Linked DNA regions of Homo sapiens: region 1 is linked to region 2. The links are chromatin loops, found by intact Hi-C in ENCODE. Cell type or tissue: heart left ventricle. All regions are shown on one strand. Each heading gives the region's core, and the rest is flanking DNA. Links, peaks and the distances in the headings are about the cores only. Region 1 overlaps DPF3 (double PHD fingers 3). Region 2 overlaps DPF3 (double PHD fingers 3).

Region 1 (9,626 bases), core at 434-8,433, 85 kb after region 2:
GGTGCAGCACACCAGCATGGCACATGTATACATATGTAACTAACCTGCACATTGTACACATGTACCCTAAAACTTAAAGTATAATAATAATAAAAGAAAAAAGAAAAAAAAAAGCACTGTTCCAGCTATACCTTTGCATAATGCTTTATTGTTTCCTAGAAGTACAGTTGTGAGGCTGCAGGGCCTGGTGCATGGCCTTTGATCTCTCTTATTTTGAGTCATGGTGGGGAGTATAGGAAAGCAAGGAGCCTGATGGGTCTGCCAGGTTGCAGAGAGCTGGGTGAAGCAGGATGTGCCCTGACTTTGGAGTGGTTCTGCTGCTTGTTATCTGTGACATCGAGAAAGTCATTTTGCTGTAGGAGTCTCCATGTCCTCCGGTGTATGGTGGGGATGGGGCACAGTGGGAAAGCTGACTGTGATGATGTATGTAAAAAGCTTTGCACGTGGCATGTGCTTGACAAAGGTTTCCCCCACCTTGGTCTTATTTTCTCTTTCTCCAATATGCTTGGAAGGAGAAAGGCTGATATTGTGCAGGAGATAGCACACTGCCGGGGCGGTATTTAATTGAGGGGACAGTGAGCACTGAAGGAACAGGGCAGGGAGTGGTCACACGAAGAGGGGCTGCTGTGTCAGAGAGTGCAGCCCCGGGATGCCAAGAAGGCCCTTAGGGCGCATGGATGGAATTGATATTGGCCCCCAGGGGTGGATGGGTGTGCCCAGGGGTAGGGGGAAGAGGTAATAATGATAATGCTGAAGTTTGTTGACTTATATTATAGACCTGGAATATTCTGTTGGCTTCATCTATATTAACTCTTTAACTCCCACAAAAGTGCTATGAAATGGATGCTTTGGTCATCTCTATCCTACAGATAAGGAAACTGGGGAGAGGAAGGGTTAATTAACTTTCCTGAGGTCACATAGTGAATAAATGCTAGAGCCAAGATTTGATCCCAGTCATTCATCTCTCTCTCTCTCTTTTTTTTTCTCTCTCTCATTCTCCTTCCCTCCCCCACCACACACACTATCACTGTCCCTTTCTGGAAGCTGCTGGTACCTTGTGCCTACCTCCTGGTAGGCTGCCTCCCACATTGTGTGATGACAGTTTGTTTCTCTGCTCCCTCAGGCTGGACTGTGAGCCTTCTGAGGGCAGGGCCCAGGCCAGAATCAACTTGCAGCCCAGCCCCAGCACAGTGGTGCTTCCAAACTGTTGATGAATGTCTGGAGAAGGGAATGTGGGATGTGCATACCAGGGAAGAAGAAGGCTCAGCTCGACTAACCCAGAGCATGTGGGTAGGGAGATTGGGGGCACAGAGTTAGACCAGGGTTGCTGGGAACATCAGGCTGAGGTGCTTAGAGCCACAGTACCCAAGTTTTTTGGCACCAGGGACTCATGGAAGAAAATTTTTCCACGGACCAGGGGCGGAGGGCAGGTTTTGGGATGATTTGAGCACATTACACTTATTGTGCCCTTTATTTCTATGATTATTACATTGTAATATATAATGAAATAATTATTCAGCTCACCATAATGTAGAGTCAGTGGGAGCTCTGAGCTGAGCTTGTTTTCCTGCAACTAGATGGTCCCATCTGGGGGTGATGGGAGACAGTGACAGATCATCAGGCATTAGATTCTCATAAGGAGTGTGCAACCTAGATCTCTTGCATGTGCAGTTTGCAGTAGGGTTTGTGCTCCTGTTAGAATCCAGTGTGACATCTAATCTGATCAGACAGAAGGTGGAGCTCAGGTGGTAATGCGAGTGATGAGGAGCAGCTGTAAATACAGATGAAGTTTCTCTTGCCTGCCCGCCACTCACATCCTGCTGTGCAGTCCAGGTGTCAGTCTATAGCCCGGGGGGTTGGGGACCCCTGGCTTAGAGGTTGGCCTGCATGGTCCGTGGTAATTCATGACAATCCTAGGGACATCTCTAGGAAGGTTGATCTGTAGGATTCGGTGTTCAGGGAGGAAAGCCTGAAGCCTGATGACCGAGAAGAGCCTTTTCTAGTCAGCTAGGAGAAGACATGAAATCTGGATGGTGGTGATAGCAGCAGTGAAATAGACGGGGCAGATGAAGAAGACTTAATGAAAGAGAAATTCACAGAACCCGGCAGATGATGGACAGGATGTGGAGAGCAGGAGAGGAGAGAGGGAGGTGGCAGTGATGACTCTTGACATCTTGCACTTGGGTCATTGAGACAAAAGGGGTAGCTTAACTGGAATATCCTAAAAGGGGAAGTAATTTTGGGAGTGTGATGAAACTGACATATGAGTTGGTGGAAATGGCAGGAATCCAGGCAGAAACGTCTTAACAGATGCTAATGGACAGTTGTTGTTTCCTCTAAGGCACTGAGGAGCTTACACTGACATTGTAGGTGGAAGAAGGCCTACCTCAGGCAGGGGGTGGGGAATCACACTGGATAGCCTGGAACTCACAAATAAAACCTGCTCAGCATTTGAGGCCGCACTGATGTCCTGGCATGGGAGGTGTACAGAGATATTGAGAGAGAGGATGCTAGCAGGATTCCCAGATGCCTGGGGGCTGCCTCAGCTTAGGGTAATCAGGTCTGATTTTTGACCTTTCTCTTTTTACCTTCCCCAGAAATGTTGACAATGACATTTATTATTTAAATTATTTTTATTGTACAATTGAAAAGAGAATTCAGTTTCACTCTTAATTTAAGCTCATTAAGGACATGCTAACGCAGGACTCACTAGAATCAGGAATCAAAGACACCACCCTGAAAGGGATGCCAGTTGGAAGAAGGTGGCTCCGGAGTCAGAAAGCTAGGATTTGAATCTTTACCAGGTCACTTCCTAGCCATGACCTCAGGCAAATCACAAAACCACTTTGAGCCTTTGTTTTCTGGTCTGTTAGGTGAGGACAATAATATTAACCTTAGTGGGTTTCCAAGAGGGTTCAATGAGAAATTGTGTAAAAACAATTAGCTCACTGCTTGGTTCATAGATATTTTCAATAAATGTTTATTTTCTTTATACTGAATCAAGAAAAGGTACTTATTTAACACCTAAGCTGGGGCCCCAGTTGTGTTCTGTGCCCTAGCTGCTGCAGGATCTAAGGGAGTTGTCTGATCAAGTTAAATGAATGATCAAAAATAGCTGATGTTTGTTGAACATGTGCTGTGTGCCAGGCACTGGGCTGAGCATTGTAAGAAGATGAACTCCTGCAGTTCTCACACCTCCCCCATGAGCTACAAACTGTTATTGCCCTTGTTTTACAGACGAGGAAACCGAGGCTGAGAGAGACTAAGTCACTTGCCCAAGGTCACATTGCAAATCAGCTGACCCAAGAAGGCAGACTCCCGAGTTCACCTGCATTCTGTTACCCGGCTTCTCAGCAGGGCAGGAAACATTCCCATAACACATGGAGTGCTTTGGTTTTGGGGGGTTTCTGCATTTCCCTGCTGAGGATCCAGAAATCAGGTGATAGAATATTTTGAAACGAGAGTCTGGTTGCTTGTCTCTGTTCTTCCTCACATCTAGTAAATTCCCAAAATAAGCAGGACACTCTCCCTTGATGAAGACACAGGACTTTTGGGTCACTGGAGTTTGATAGATCCTGGGTCACCACCAGGCCCCAAGAAATGTGGCTGTGAAAAATCAGGGTGTTTTACCCCACCCCTACCCCCAATCCCCTGTGTCTCCATCCAAAGGAATTCAGCTTAAAATAAGCATCAAGGGTGGCCTGAAAGAAGGTATGAAGCCACGGGACGGCAGCTGCCAATCGTGCAGGGTGGGGTGGGGGGAGGTGGATGTAGCCAGCCTCTGGGAGCCTCATCATTTTCCTATCACAGTTGAGGAGATAATAGCTTCAGGACCTACAGAGAGTTGTGAAGTGCTAGAATGCAAAGGACTTAGAGATCATCTGATCCAACCCCCATATTCTGCAGATAAGAAAAATCAAGACCCAGAAAGGTATGAATTTGTCCAAGGGTGCATAGCGGGTTAGTATCAGACCCAGAGCCAGACCCCCGGTCTCTAGAAGGCCACCGAGTCTGCTGGCCTCGAACTTCAAGGGCAGGGGAGGGAGGAGAAGCCCACCTGGGGGTTGGATCCACCGTTGGCTTTTGAGAAAAGCCTGGCCAGTTGAAGTGGCTGTGGGATGAACAACTGTACCCTGCGTACCCAGTCTGAGCAGGTGGCTTTTGGAAGTACCTCCTGGGCTTTATCCCGATCTGAGTTTGTATCTGGGAGTCACACAGGGCTTTTCTCAGTTGGGGCTTCTCCCTGCTCGGGGGAATTGGTTGTAGGAATGCCTCCATCCCCCAGATGGTTCTGCAGAGAGAAGATGGAGGGTCGTTGGGAGGTGTTGGTGGCCCCAAACTTCTACGAGCCGGTCTGGTAGGGTGTGAATATGTGTCCAAATGGTATCCGGCAGGATGTGGGATTCCACTCAGAAGGGCTGGATGGAAGGGAATTTGATGCCAGAGTGATTATGAAGGTGTGGGCAAGATGAAGGTGCTGACAGGGAGAGCGGGAAGCCCTCCCTATCCCCAGCTCCAAGGAGCAGGGGAGACATGGGGTTCCCAGAGCCAGGCAGGACTGGAGTCTTGGAGGTGGGCCCCTATACAGCCCCTGTATAGCACAGTGCCCAGGCAGGGCAGGGCCCAAGTCCCCACGTGTTTTTCTTCCCACCCTCCGTTCTCCTGCTGGTGCCTCCTTCTTGCCGAGAGCAAGGGAGCATGGGTGAAGCAGGCCACGCCAGTCAGCCCCAGGCCGTTGGGGTGGGTGGGGAGGGAGGCAGTGCCAAGCAGAGACTCACCAGCGCACCTTTCAGTCACGTGCTTCAAGGGCAGACAGACCAGGGCTCAAACTCTGGCTGTGCCATCCAGAGAATTGCTTAAACTCCCCCAGACTCAGTTTCTTCATCTGTGGAATGGGGATCCTTGCCTCCTGAGCTGTGAGATTCTGCATGGGAATGGGTGCTGCCTGATGGTAGGTGTGATGCCTTGGAGGCATCGGCAGATGACAGGCATGGTGGGGTCTGGGTGACAGATGAGGAAGTCCAGCTGCAGAGAGAAGGAAGCGGTGTCCTCAGGGTTGTATGTCAGTGCCACGGGGCAGAGCCGGGAATGAGCTGTGGCTGGTGACTGGCTGGTGACTCCCAGGGCCCAGGCTTTGTCTCTGGGATGCTCATCCTGTAATTGCCTTCAGTCACTGCTTTCAGTCTCTCGGAAACCACTGGCTCAGATTCCCACTGTGTGCTCCAAGTTGGGCTGATGAAAATGTGCCAGAGTCATTAAGTTATCAGTGGGGAAGGCAGCCGCTTCTCCCCGGCAGGAAGGATTCTGCTGTCTGCTGCAGCGGCTTTGTTCACACAAGCTGCCCCTGATTCCTCCTCCTCCCTGCTCCCCCCGACCCCCGCCCAGACTAGGAGTGGGGTAGGTTTGAAGGAGGGCAGGGGGCGTGCAGTAAATATTTTGGAGCGGCACTGAAGGCATCCATAACTCCAGACAGGAGGTCCTGCATGCAGAATCCAGTTCTGGATTGGGAAGTGGGCAAACACTCCTTCTGCACCTTGACAGATGGATCCGCCCCAGGGGGAAGGAGAAAGAGAAGGCAAGCTGGACCTCCCTTATTGTCACAGCCACTGCTCTCCATGTGCACCATGCCAGGAACACAAAATCCAGGTGCACGCTTGCCAAGGTGAAAAGAAGGACCTTAGGTCGTGCACAGGCAGGGCTGACTGGTCCCAGGGGTGGTGGCTTCAGAGGTGCATGGTGCAAAAGCGCTTGCCCCCGGGGAAGGAGACTGGAGTGGGAAGATGGGGCATGACCCTCTCTGCTGCTTCAGCGCTCCTGGGGCTCAGGCTGATTCCGCACGACAGATATTTCCAGAGTGAGAATGCCGACATGATAAAAGGAGAGCAGATGGTTCCAGTACTTTATTTTCAAAATGTTTCTTTTCCCACCCTCTTTTCCTTGCTATTCCACTCCAGACTTCAGAGGAGAAATAACTCCCCACTTTGGGGTTTATTCTCTTTGTTGGGCCACTTTGACAGCAGTGGTGATGAGAGCAGCTGAGAACAGCCACGACTCCCCATGAGCTGGGCTTTGTTTTAAATACATTCTCTCATATGGGTCTCACCGCGGGGAGCAGGTGTGCTGTCATGATCCACCTTGTTTTACAGAGAGGATGCTGAGGCACAGAGAGGATTAGTAACTTGCCCAAGATCACAGAGTCAACAGCAGAGCTGGGACTTGAACCCAGGCAGTTCAGATCCAGCCTGCCCACTTACCTGCTGCAGATTCTGCCTCTCTGAGGGCAGAGCCGATCTAGAAGCCAGGCCTGGGTGGTTGATGGCACTGAGATGATGACTACTGAGCAGCTAATCACTCTGGCCAGACTTTCAAGATTATCTCAGAAGGGAATTTTATGCCTGACTCAGGACTGGTTGGGACCTGGGTTCACCTTGGCAGCTCTCAGACTATCAGGTCAGCTATTTGGAGTAACTTAGTCTCAGATCTCCACTCTGAACCCAACAGACTTCTAGAACTGGCTACGTGATTTGTAGGGTCCACTGCAAAATGAAAATGCGGGGGCCCTTGTTCAATAAATATTAAGAATTTCAAGATGCCAACAGCAGGGCATTAAACCAAGTGTGGGGCCTTTCTGAACTCGGACCCTGTCTGGAAGCACAGGTCACAGGCTCACGAAGCTGGCCCATGGTGTTTGCAGTGACAGGAAGACATGATTAAACACAGAAGGAGAAACAGTGCTGGCTTTTCTAAGCCAGTCAAAGCAGGATTTCAAGACGTTTCTTTCCATTGTGATGAAGCAGTTTCATCCTGATGCAATCCAACCAAAATAACTCTTGGAAGTCTTCACTCTTCCTCTTGCCCCTATGATGAAATCATTCCAAGGACTAAGACTTGGGAGTCAGAATAGGCTGGTAAAACACAGGCTCCACCCTGGTCTGCCCTGATCCTAAGCTCCCCTCCACCCACCAACCTCCCTCTTTCCTCCTCCCACAGCTGGCCCCATCAGCACTTCCTCATTTCTTGGAGCACCCTGCAGTTGTGCTCCTCGACTTTGTGGATTCTCTTCTTGCTAAGGCAACTTCCCAATTTCCAAATCCAGTGGTCTCTTAGTCTCCAACCTTCTTGACCCTTCTCAGGCATCTGATTAATTTATTACTGTGGCTCTGCCTCGGTGCAGAATCTCCTCATCTTTCTTTAAAATGGGGATGCAGGTTGCTGTGAGTCAATTTACTTGAAGCACTTGGAGTGGGCCTGGTCCGTGGTAAACACTCAATAGCTGTTGGCAGGACCTGTGACTGGTGGTGTCATTGTTACTGTCGTCTTGAAACCCTGTTCCTTTGGCTTATGTTGCTCACTCCTGTGTGAGTTTTTCTTAACAATTACTAATTTTTTTTTTTTTTTTTTTTTTTGAGACAGAATCTCTGTCACCCAGGCTGGAGTGCAGTGGCACAATCATGGCTCACTGCACCCTCGACCTCCTGGGCTCAAGTGATCCTCCCACCTCAGCCTCTTAAGTAGCTGGGACTACAGGAGCATGCCACTACACCTGGCTAATCTTGAATTGTCTTTTGCAGAGATGGGGCCTTGCTATGTTGCCCAGATGGGTGTTGAACTTCTGGCCTCAAGTGATCCTCCTGCCTCAGCCTCCCAAAGTGCTGGGATTATAAGCATGAGCCACCACACTCAACCCTTTCTAAACAAATTTTTAAAAAATCAGTTTCTCTTTTTCCACCAGTTTCTTAAGATCCTGGTGTTTTCTGAGTTCTATCCTGTGTAGGCACCTCTTTTCTCTCTCCACAGTCTCTTCCTGACACTTTTCCCCATACTTATAACATCCATTGCCACCCTGCCAGCTCCAAAATCTACGTCTCTTTCCCAAGCTTTAGGTGAACTCAACTCATTTTCTTCCTTCTTTAAATCTGGTTTTCCTCCTTCATCCTTCTACCCAGTTGCCCACGTCAGAAACATGTGCATCTCTTTGCTTTCCGTAGCTGACATTGAGCACCTGCCACAAGTGAGGCCCTGTGCTGGTCATCGGGACACAGCACTGCGGATACACAGGACCTGCCATGCTTGCTGCCAGTGGGAGAGATGCATACAGATGCTCATCCACTTATGGTAGTGCTATGTCCTGGCAAACCCATCATAAGTTGAAAATATCCTAAGTCGAAAATGCATGTCTTACACCTAACCTACCAAACCTACTAAACCATAGTGTAGCCTAGCCTACTTTTTTATTTTATGTTTTTTCTTGCTCTGTCACCCAGGCTAGAGTGCCGTGGTGTGATCTCAGCTAACTACAACCTCTGCTTCCTGGGCTCAAGTGATCTTCCCACCACAGCCTCCTGAGTAGCTGGGACTATAGGTGCGCACCACCACACGTGGCTAATTTTTGTATTTTTTGTAATTTTTGTATTTTTTGTAGAGACCATGTTGCCTAGGCTGGTCTTCAACTCCTGGGCACAAGGGATCCTCCCACCTTGGCCCCTCAAAGTGCTGGTATTAGAGGTGTAAGCCACCATGCCCAGCCCTAGCCTACTTTGAAAATATACATTAGCCTACAGTTGGGCAACATCATCTAACACAAAGCCTATTTTAGAATAAAGCATTGAATATCTCATGTAATTTATTGAATACTGAACTGAAAAACAGAACAGCTGTATAGGTCCTTGAAGTATGGTTTCTATCGAATGTGTATTGCTTTCACACCATTGTAAAGCTGAAAAATCAAAAGTCAAAGCATTGTAAATTGCGGACTGTCTGTATTGACACGTGATTAGTCCTAGGAAGGCAAAAAACTAAGGTTGTAATTTTGATTTGAAAGACTTCCCTGGGGGAGGACATTTGAACTGAGATCAGAGGGATGATTAGACCTTAATCAGGCAAATTGGGGATGGGGACATTCTAGGCAGAGGAAAGAGCTTGTGTGAAGACTCTGTGGTGGGAAGAGAAATCTATAATAAACGAAAAGGCCAGCGAGCAGAAGGGCTGTGTGGAGGCAGAACGTGGTGTCAGAAGAGGCTGGAGAGGTGGGTGGGGCTGGGTCAGGCCTGGCCAGGAAGGCCATGTTAGTCTTTCTGGGTTCCTCCTTGCTTTCTTACTCACTCCCTTTTCCACCAAGTTCTCTCATTAACCCCTCTCCCACCCCATTTTTCCTCTCCATGCACAAGTCCTCATTGTTGCACAGGTAAACAATTGAAATAGCCCCTCGCTACCTTCAAATCCATATTCTGCCCTACAATCTTAAGCAGTATTTCTAACATGTCAGTCTGCTTAACTTGGTCCTCAGGATAGAATCCTCTCCTGGCTGCCCCATTGTCAGGATAAAGCCTTGCTCAGCTTCCTCTCCTGTTAGTCTTCCTCACATCCACCCCCACCGCTCCACCTCTTCAACTTTGTTAGACTTCTCGCAGTTTGCAGAGGTGATAACTGCATGTGCTTTGAGCCCCCTTTGCCTGCTGAAGTCCTGCTCATGTCAGGGGCTCCTTCTCTGGGAAGCCCTACCCTACTCACTCAAGCCAGTTTCCTGTCCCCTCTTTGATGTCCCTCTTTGCCTGGCACGGTCTCACCCTGTATCCAACCCACCTCCCCCTGGCTTGTTTACATGCAGATCTCTGCTAGACTGCGAC
Region 2 (9,626 bases), core at 880-8,879:
AATCTAAGATTTGGAGGGGTTGAGGGAGAGAGGTTCAGGTCAGCTCTGGAGATTTGGGCCACACTGGGTCATTGGAAGTGGCCTCTGCTAACTGGACCTGGCTCCATCGAGACACAGCAGATGGGACTTCGCTGGGAGGGGTGAAATGGTCTGTAGGAGCAGGCGCTGCTACTGCGGGTCCTTGGAGTACTTTGTTACCCTGGGGACTGAGAGCTGGCCAGCAGTCATGTGGACCAAGGTCGGGAGGCTGTGCTGAGCCGGGTTCTCCAGGAGTCCATGGTGTGGACTATTTTGGGCTGTGTGGGGGAAGCGCTGTGGGGTGTGTGTGTGCAAGAGAGTGTGTTTGCCTCCAAGAATCGCTCCCAACACTAGAAATGTGGATTTCTTTTTCTTTTCTTTTCTTTCTTTTTTTCTTTTCTTTTTTTGCCATTGCTTCCTAAAAAATAAAAAGCGAAAGCCTTTGGATCTTGAGCGGTGTTCTCAGGGAATGTGCCTTTTGGCTGCAGAAAGGACTTAGGGAAGCACAGTCGGCTCCAGGTCCAGCGGCAGGAGGCCTTCCCCCTCTTTGTGTCACCCTGTCCCTCCCCTCCCCTTCAGAGTCTCCTCGTGACAGTCCTGGGCCTGACTCAGAGGGGTCTGTGCTTGCAGGCTTGTTTTCTTGAAATGCTGGTGTGTGCCCAAGGACGAGTGATGGCTCCTGGCTGGCTCTGCAGGAAGGAGCAGTGGGTCGGGGTTGGGGGCGGGGGTGGGGGGCATGTTCCAGCCCCCTGGCTGCTCAGCAGTCACTATGGCCAAACTGTGCCATGGTCCTTGGACAAAGTGACTCTAGGCAGCATGGAGCCCTCTGTGCCCTTTATCCTAACTGTCATCCTGCTCCACCTGATCTCCTCCCAGCCATGGGTGGCTGGCATCTCTGAGCTGCCTGCCTGGACTAGGTTCGAGTCTGTGGGCCTCCTGTCATTCAAAGGGATCGGTCATGAGGCAGCATGTACTGGTGGGGAATTAAGGCCTTATAGATTTGGGCTGACCTGGGATCTAATTCCAGTTCATCCACTTAGTAGTTTTGAGGTTTTGGTTAAATTCCTTAACCTCTGTGAACTTGTTTTTCTCGTCTTTTAACATGAAAGTGAATGTATGCAAATGGCAACCCAGAACCTGCCACATAGTAGTTGCTCAACAAATGATATTGTGATTTTGAAGCTGTGATGGCGGCTTTGTTTGAGGCACCAGGACATCATCTGAGGGGTCCCTTAACACCCCGCACAGGGGGAAGCTCCGAGCATAGGGGACCCCTGCATTGGACCCGATGCTCTCTGCTTTCTCCTAGTCTTGGGAGGACAGCTTGCTGTGGGCTTGCTGGGCTCCCCAGGGCACTGCTCTCCCTGGTGGGGCTGCCAGGGCAAACCTTCAAGCCAGCAAATCAACATTTATTTATAGGTCTTGGAGACAGAGAACAAACCCTGGCAGCAAAGAAGGGCCTGGTGAGGCAGCTGCAGTGACCAGGGGGCAGCGGCAGTGGTGGGGGACCTGGGGGAGGGGCAGAGGCCATGTAGCACTCATATGTCCGAGAGGCAGGGTTCCAGCAAAGCAGCAGCTCCACACGAAGTAAACTGAGGAGTGTTTAGTAACATGTCTAGTTTCAAAACTGCGGGCAGGGACTCACATGGTGGGGGGCTAGTGCAGCAGCCTAGGGCTAGGTCGGGGGAGTGGGGAAGGTCACCAGATTGCAGAGGTAGCTGTATGAAGAGGGCTGGCCCACAGGAGCTGTGACCTTCAGTGGGCAGATGCAGACACTCCACAGCAGGAAGGGGCGGGGAGAGGAAATCCCCTGTCTCTCTTCCCTCTCTCGGCACCTGCCATTGACCCAGACCACCAGGAGCAGAGGGAAGAGGGCAAATGGCTGACCATACAGGACAGACTTCCGCAGCACCCAGCAGGGAAAAGAATGGCAGAGAGAGAATCTGGAGGGACCAATGGAGGAGAGCCAGCACACAGAGGCCAGAGAAAGAGGCGATGGGGCTCTTGAGGGGGGAGAAGTAAGGCTGGGGACATTTTAGAGGTTCAGGGGTAAAGAGAATCATGTTACTGAGGGGACCCAGCCAGAGGCAATGAGGCAGAATGCTTAATATCATGGACTCAGGGGGACTGACAGAATGGGGGTTAAGTCTTACCCTATTTCTGTATGGTCTTGGGCAAGCTGTGTAACCTCTGAGTCTCAGTTTCCTCATCTGTAACATGAGAATGATAAAGACAATATTCTCTACCTCATATCAGGGTACAGTGAAATCCTAACCTACTCAGCAAGGTGCCTGGTACACTGTAAAGTCTAATAAATAAAGAACAGATAGATGAGTTTGCATAAAATAAAGTGTCCAATTAAGTAGCCATCATGTATTATGGAATGCTCAGTGGGGACATCAGACAATTCATTCATCCAACTCATATTTATATAGTGCCTACTATATGCTAGGGACCAGCTTTAGGCACTGGTGATAGAGGGGTGAACAAATTAGACCAGTCTTTCTCCCAGGAAGCTTTTATATCTATTGAGAAAAGCAGGTAGTAAATAAACATATACATTAATTAATTATTTTTTATTTATTATTATTTTTTAAGAGATGGGGTCTCGCTTTGTTGACCAGGCTGGTCTCGAGTTCCTGGTCTCAAGCAGTCCTCCCATCTCGGCCTCCCAAAGTGCTAGGATTACAGGCATGAGCCATTGTGCCTGGCCAATTAATTAATTTTAAGTAGGGAAGAGGTCTCACTATGTTGCCCAGGCTGGTCTTGAACTCCTGGGCTCAAGCAATCTGCCTGCCTTGGCCTCCCAAAGTGCTGGGATTACAGGCATGAGCCACCCACACCTAGCCTATAAAATAATTTTTGATAGTTGGCATCGTGCCAGAGTGATGGAAAAAGAATGAGTGCCAGAGCTAAGGAGTTTGGGGGAGGCCCCCTGAGGAGGGAGCAGTGAGTGGAGTCCTAAGGAGGAGGAGCACCAGCCCAGGTGCACCCAGGCTCATGCCTGTAATCCCAGCAGCACTTTGGGAAGCTGAGGCAGGTGGATCACTTGAGTCCAGGAGTTTGAGACCAGCCTGGGCAACAAAGTGAGACACGATCTCTCTTAAAAAAAGAAAAAAAAATTAGCTGGGAATGGTGGCACATGCCTGTAGTCCTAGCTACTGGGGTAGCTAAGTAGGTGAATTGCTTGAGCTCTGAAGATCGAGGCTGCAGTGAGCCATGCCACTGCACTCCTGAGTGACAGAGCTCCTGCACAGCCTGAGTGACAGAGCGAGACCATGTCTCAAAAAAAATTATTATTTTAGAAAAGGATGACTTAAATAAGCGGATAGATACAACACAAAATGTCCGAATCAGTCAGCAAACCTCTCCTACAGAGGCAGCGTGGTGTGGAGTGGTTAAGAGCCCAGACTCTGAAACAAGACCACCTGGTTCAAATCCTGACTTGGCCACTGACCAAGTGACCGTGGGCCTGTGACTGAAGCTGTCTGAGCTCCCAGGTCCTCAGCTGTATAATGAGGGGTAGTAGTAGCATCTCTTTCATAGGGTTGTTGTGGAGATGAAATGTGGTTCCTGTTTCTAAGCAGGGAGGGCACTGTCCCGCCCACTGTCAGGGCCATCTGGATGTTGTTACTGTTGCTCAGGTAGTCCTGATTCAGTACGGATGCAGTACCCATGTTCTCCAGGAGCTCACAGCCAGGACTGCAACGTGCGTTTAAAGAAACCACAGCAACCCAAAGCAACACGTGATGGTTTTCGAATAAGTAGCCACACCATTATTGGAGGGAGGCCTCACTGGAGGGCTGGACTGGGGATAGGAAGGCTTTGAGGAGGGATGTGAAGACTAGAAGATAAAATTAATCCTAACCAGGTCTGATGGCATCAGGTGAAGACAAAAATAATCATGTCAGTCTGCCCCAAAGCATTGCTTGGCCCTTCACACACTGTCTTTGGCAAGAGCCTATACTTCCTCAGGCCTGGCCTCAACTTTGGGACGTTAACTCTCATATCTACTGATAAGGGACAACCCACCAACCCCTTTGTTGGCCTTTACATCTGTTAAAAGTTGTTGTGACCCTTCCACCATCAACCTCCCCCTAGACTGGAGAGGCAAAGAAAGGTTAGAATTCAGAGGTCAGAAGTCAGGAGCCAGGGAGGTGGGGAGGAGGGCAGAGGGGGAGGGCAGTGTGGATGGAATTGACTAGAATCCTGTGTGTCTGGCAACTGGCAGATTCCTCTGGTAAGATAAGTGGAACCCTCTGCAAGGTAATTATTAGAGAGCATAAATTCCCCAGATAATCTGTCCTCCGAAGAGATATTGATGGCTGTGGGGCATGTGCTGGCGGTGCTCTCCCTCCACCCACAGTGACTCTGCGGCCCCCCTCCTCCTCCTCCTCCTCTTCCCCTTCCTTCTTTGTTGCTTCTTCCTCTGGTCCGCTGCCCTGCCCGGCCCTCCTCCCCACAGACCACAGCCTCTGCTTGCATGAGTTCTTCTGGATCTTTCTCAGTGCTCACCTCCTGCTCTTGTAATGACGAGATCCAGGACACAGTGTAGTCCTCCTGCATCCTGTGGTCCAGTAGGATTGGTGGTCGAGATGCAGCTGCCATGGGGAGGAGGAGTTTTCCAAGAACAGAAGGAGGGCTTGAGCTTCGCTTGTTCCAGGTCCCCAGAATGAACACTTACCAAGTGCATGCCCGTCAGGGTCAGGCACTGTGAAGGGCTGGGATCATACCCTGTCCCAGGGCTCAGGCGCTTAGCATGGCCAGGCAGTTAGGCACCTGTTGGTAGGTTTCTTTCACCTTACAGTACTCTCCAAAGCCCTCTCTTCTCTCCAGCACCTGTGGGCCTCCTGGGGAGCTCACACTTTGGCGAATATTCTCTAAATATTTGACAAATAAAAGAAGAGGCAAAGGCTGTGTGCATGGCAAATGGAGAAGCCGGGCCACCAGAGGCAGCCTCTCCTCTCTTGTCCTTAGCAGCTCAGTTCTGGCCCCGGACCTGCACCCCACCTCTTGACCAAACTGAACTTGTCTTCCTTAGAAGCCCATGTATTGCCATTACTGTCCGTGCCTTGGGCCACGTGTCTCACCTCACTCCCACCACAAACAGCTTATTAGTAGGGTGACTTTATCATTTATCAGCCAAGCAAGGGCGCTTTTGAGAGGGAAAAGTGTAATAATCATTACAGTGGGACCTTGATGCGAACTGGACTATTCCATGAAAGCCAGGTCCTATTTCTCAAAGTTCTCTGCCTGAGTGACACTAGTAAACCTTTCTATGTTCCTGGTAATGACTTAGTGTGATTAGAGACTGGAGCCCGGGTGCCACGTGGTTGGCCTGCCCCACCCCTTAATTTGGCTCTGCCCGTGTTCCATCATTTGGAATATGTGAAGACGATCTCTCCATTTGACGTGGGAGACCTGGGCCCAGAGGGCTTGAGAGATTTGCCAAAAACCCAAAGTGACTAAGTTCCAACTCCAATCTGGAATCCAGGTCTCTTGATTCCCACATCAGCCTAACAGGGGCAGACCCGCTTTTCCCTATTCCATGGGATGATAGAATGATGGCATAGCTGTGGGCTGGGCTTCTGTGGGCCGTGTGCATATCCTGATCACTTTCTGGGGAGGAAAGGGGTGTAAGCAGGGCATGGAGGCCCAGTAGGGAGAGGAAGCCATAAAGACAGTCTCTTCCATGCCTGGCTGTTCCTGAGGGTTCTATCTGGAGTGAGGGGCACAGGAGGGTTTTGGCGCCATCGCCTTTGACAGAGAAAATCAACTCTCTCTGAGTCCGCTCTGGAGAGAGGGCAATGCTCTCAAGTCTTCAGCTGCCTCAGCAGCAGCCTGCAACTCAACAGGAGGAAATTAGGGCTGTGCGCCTCTAGGATGTGTCCTTTCGCCCATTGGCCAACAGCATTTCCTAGATGAAACAGGGCTTTCAAGGGAGGCTAGAAAAAAGCAAACAAACGAATTTTCAGCTATGAGTTTTGCTTGCTGTAGTTAACAATAATTATTAAATAGGTAGGGTGAGCTAGTGCTTGTTTTCCTTATTATTAACTGTATTTATGGGTTTTTATTAGGTTGTACCAAGCTGAGATAATTGTAAAACTATCTGCTTAAGCTGTGTGACTCTTAGGTTTCCTATTCTATTATTTTGTATTCTGAGGGTGGAGGCTTTTCATTATTCAAGGCTTATGTTAAAAACCAGGAGTCGGCAAACTTTTTCTGTAAAGGTCCAGATGGTAAATATTTTAGGCTTTGCAGGCCACATGGTCTCTGTTGGAACTACTCGACTCTGTCATTTCAGCACAAAAGCTGCCACAGACAATATGTAAACGGATGGGCATGGCTTGCCTCCCATAAAACTTTATTTACAAAAATTAGTCCTGGGCTATGTTTGGCCGAGGGGCTGTAGTTTGTTGACCCTTGCCATAAACGATGGAGGAATCCCTGAACTAGGAGTCTGGACTGAGGATCTGATCCCAGCTCTGCCTCGGTATGTCCCGAGGACGTCACCTCACCTCTGTGGTTATTGATTTTCTTTTTCTTTTTTTTTTTTAGGTGGAGTCTCGCTCTGTTGCCCAGGTTGGAGTGCAATGGCACAATCTCGGCTCACTGCAACCTCCGCTTCCCGGGTTTAAGCGATTCTCCTGCCTCAGCCTCCTGAGTAGCTGGGACTACAGGCATGCACCACCATGCCTGGCTAATTTTTTGTATTTTTAGTAGAAATGGAGTTTCACCAAGTTGGCCAGGCTAGTCTCGAACTCCTGACCTCAGGTGATCCACCCGCCTCGGCTTCCCAAAATGTTGGCATTACAGGCGTGAGCCACTGCACCTGGCCTGGTTATTGATTTCCTTTGCAATAAAACCAGGCACCAGACTAGACAGTGTCTAACATTCTGGGATTCTTTAATCTGACCCTTTAGTTTATGACTTTCTGGCATTTCTCTTTTTCTGCCTTAGTTGATGTTCAGAACCACAGGGCCTCTTCAAGTCCATCGCCCCTTGCTCACATTTGGGATGGATTTGGTTTCTAAACTGCATAATGACATTTTGTATTTCTCTGATGGCATATTTTCAGGAAGCCCCATATTAACTTTTTTTGAGTTACTGAGAGGTGGCTCTGTGATAAGAAGGTTTATTTCTGGGCTATTTGGCAGTTTGGGATACTGAGGCACAAAGAAAAGAAATAGCTAAGATTAGCTAGCAAGTTGGTGATGCTGATAGAAACCTCCAAGAAAGGAAGTGTTCTAGTGCCTCCAAGAAAGGAAGTGTTCAGGTTATTCTAGTTCTGGAGGCAAAACTCATTGTGAGGGGGTAATGGCGCCCTTGTAAGAGGCTGACAGTGCAGTGGCCAAGAGTAAGGTTCTGGCAAGACTGTAATGTATTAACAAGGCCACATAGATCCTTAGCAAATCACGTAAGACTCTCTGTGCCTCAGTTTGCCAATCTGTAAAGTGGGGTGTGTGAGGGGGTGGGTATAAAATCATGGAGTTGTATGGGAATAATACAATTACAAGTTGTATGGGGATAATACATGTAAAGTGCTTAGAACAGTGCCTGGCACACATAGTAAATGCTCAATAAATATTAGCTATGCCACTATTGCTACTATAACCAGCATCCTGTTATCCTTCTGTAAATATGTCCAGGGTGTCTCTTCTTCATTAAAACATTTTTTTATTTTTTATTTTTTTGTAGAGACGGGGATCTCACTATGTTGCCCAGGCTGGTATTCAACTCCTGGCCTCAAGTGATTCTCCTGCCTTGGCCTCCCAAAGTGCTGGGATTCCAGGCATGAGCTGCTGTGCCTGGCCTTTTCTTTATTTTCATACCATATTCATTTTCAACTTTTTTTTTTTTGAGGCGGTGTTTTGCTCTTGTTGCCCAGGCTGGAGTGTAATGGTGCGATCTCAGCTCACTGCAACCTCCGCCTTCTGGGTTCAAGCCATTCTCCTGCCTCAGCCTCCTAAGTAGCTGGAACTACAGGCACCTGCTACCAAGCCTGGCTAATTTTTGTAGTTTTAGTAGAGACGGTTTTTCACCAAGTTGGCCAGGGTGCTTGAACTCCTGGTCTCAAGCAGTCTTCCCACCTTGGCCTCCCAAAGTGTTAGGATTACAGGCGTGAGCCCCTGTGCCTGGCCCATTTTCAACTTTTGAATTGGAGACTTAGGCTGACCGCTTTGCTCCTGGCCTGTATGATAAATGACTCTTGATGAGGTGGACGAATTGGGAAAGAAGATGGTAGAGGGGAAAGGTCTGGGAAGCAAGGGAGAATGGGAACCTGGGAAAATAAGTATAGTGGGGGAAGGAAAATCAGATTCTAGATTCAGCCAAGCTCCCCAGTATTTTTTGGGATGAGAAGAAAATGAGATTTCCCTCCGGCAGTACAGAGGTTTTGGTATCCTTTGTCGTTATCCTGGCATGTAGAGGTGTTGAGGGCAGATTTAGGCATTTCTAGGGTGCACTCAAGATTTCAGTTTCAGTCATCTTGGTTCCCAGTGTATTTTTACTTCCTCCACCACCAGGCAACTTAAGTTTGGGGACATAACCAGCCTCTTGGTCAGTCTGGCTTTGTTCTATTTACAAGTATGTGCCTCCAAAAATGGCAGGTCTGAGACAGTTTTCCTAGGAGGCTGCCAAGAGAGATTGGGGTGACTCTCAACTTTGCGGCGGGTGAAATGAGACTCAGTGCTTCTTTGTTTGGCTGGATGTCCCTTAGAAGGGCTGCCTGGAGATCATTTGGTGTGCAGGACATTTGCTTCTGCAGGCTGATTTTAACCAACTCTGACAGGAGGGCAGAGGCCCCCAAGCGAGGTCAGGACCACAAATCCCATGCCAGCAGGTGCGTGATGGGGAGACTGCGCCCTCCGGATGACCTTCAGTTCCCATTGATTTCCTGTCAAGCAGCCCCACCCCCATCCTGCCGCTGCCCCTGGCACCACCCGTGGGCCCAGGGCTCTGCAGGAGGACACGGATCAGCTCTGCAGGAAAGACCATGCAGAAGAGGTTAGTCCAGAGAGAGGCCCTTTGAGGGACATGGGATGGGTATGTTGGAGACCATCTTCTGGCACTGCTAGTTTCCGGTGCCAATATCAGGCCTGGAATGTGCCTTTTGGGCATAGAAAGCAATGTCTGATGTCTTGAATGGCATCGTTTATCTACCTCACCCCAGTCTCTCTCCAGGTTTGGGGTATGTGGGTGGCCATGATCAAGATTTGAGTGTGGACTGTGGACTGTGCCACTGACCTGCTGTCATTTATGTTGTGTTGGGCAGAAAGGGCCAGGAATCAGGTGGTGGCAGCTGTGTGATTCTTATTCCCTGTGCTGGGGGTCTCCTGCCAGCACTGACTTCCAGCCTTCTACAAGGCCAGGATTCGGTATCATTCAAGCTGTCAGTTGCAGGTGGGCCTAGAGCTTTCATTTTTTTGTTGAGTGATATGTGTCGAGCATTTCCTATGTGCCAAGTCTTGCGTTGGGGGCTGGGAATCTGATGAGACAAGGACGCTGCTCTCGTGGCACTTGCAATTTAGTTGTGTATAGATGATCAGTAGGCAAAGAGAAAAACTTTGATAGTGGTGTTATGAAAAAAATAAAGTATATGAGATAGC

Evidence for each region. Peaks named below come from ENCODE experiments on the same cell type or tissue, not always from the same donor. Only the 100,000 strongest peaks of a DNase experiment are listed, where the experiment ranks them.
Region 1: it touches region 2 in a loop (2.2-fold over the local background); 2 of 110 quality-filtered maps call a loop at or near these places.

The regions. Positions count from the first base shown.
Region 1 is chr14:72,697,298-72,706,923 of GRCh38, reverse strand. The region is part of intron 6 of DPF3 (double PHD fingers 3); the gene reads left to right. Among named protein-coding and RNA genes, the nearest start is that of MIR7843, 190 kb to the right of the region's middle. In heart left ventricle, for the core only: no CTCF peak of the experiment used is centred there; DNase peaks (open chromatin) are centred at 5,079 and 6,977; H3K27ac peaks cover 298 bases.
Region 2 is chr14:72,783,210-72,792,835 of GRCh38, reverse strand. All of the region lies in intron 1 of DPF3 (double PHD fingers 3), which reads left to right. Among named protein-coding and RNA genes, the nearest start is that of DPF3, 110 kb to the left of the region's middle. RefSeq lists an enhancer at 1,576-2,076. In heart left ventricle, for the core only: no CTCF peak of the experiment used is centred there; a DNase peak (open chromatin) is centred at 1,444; H3K27ac peaks cover 2,617 bases.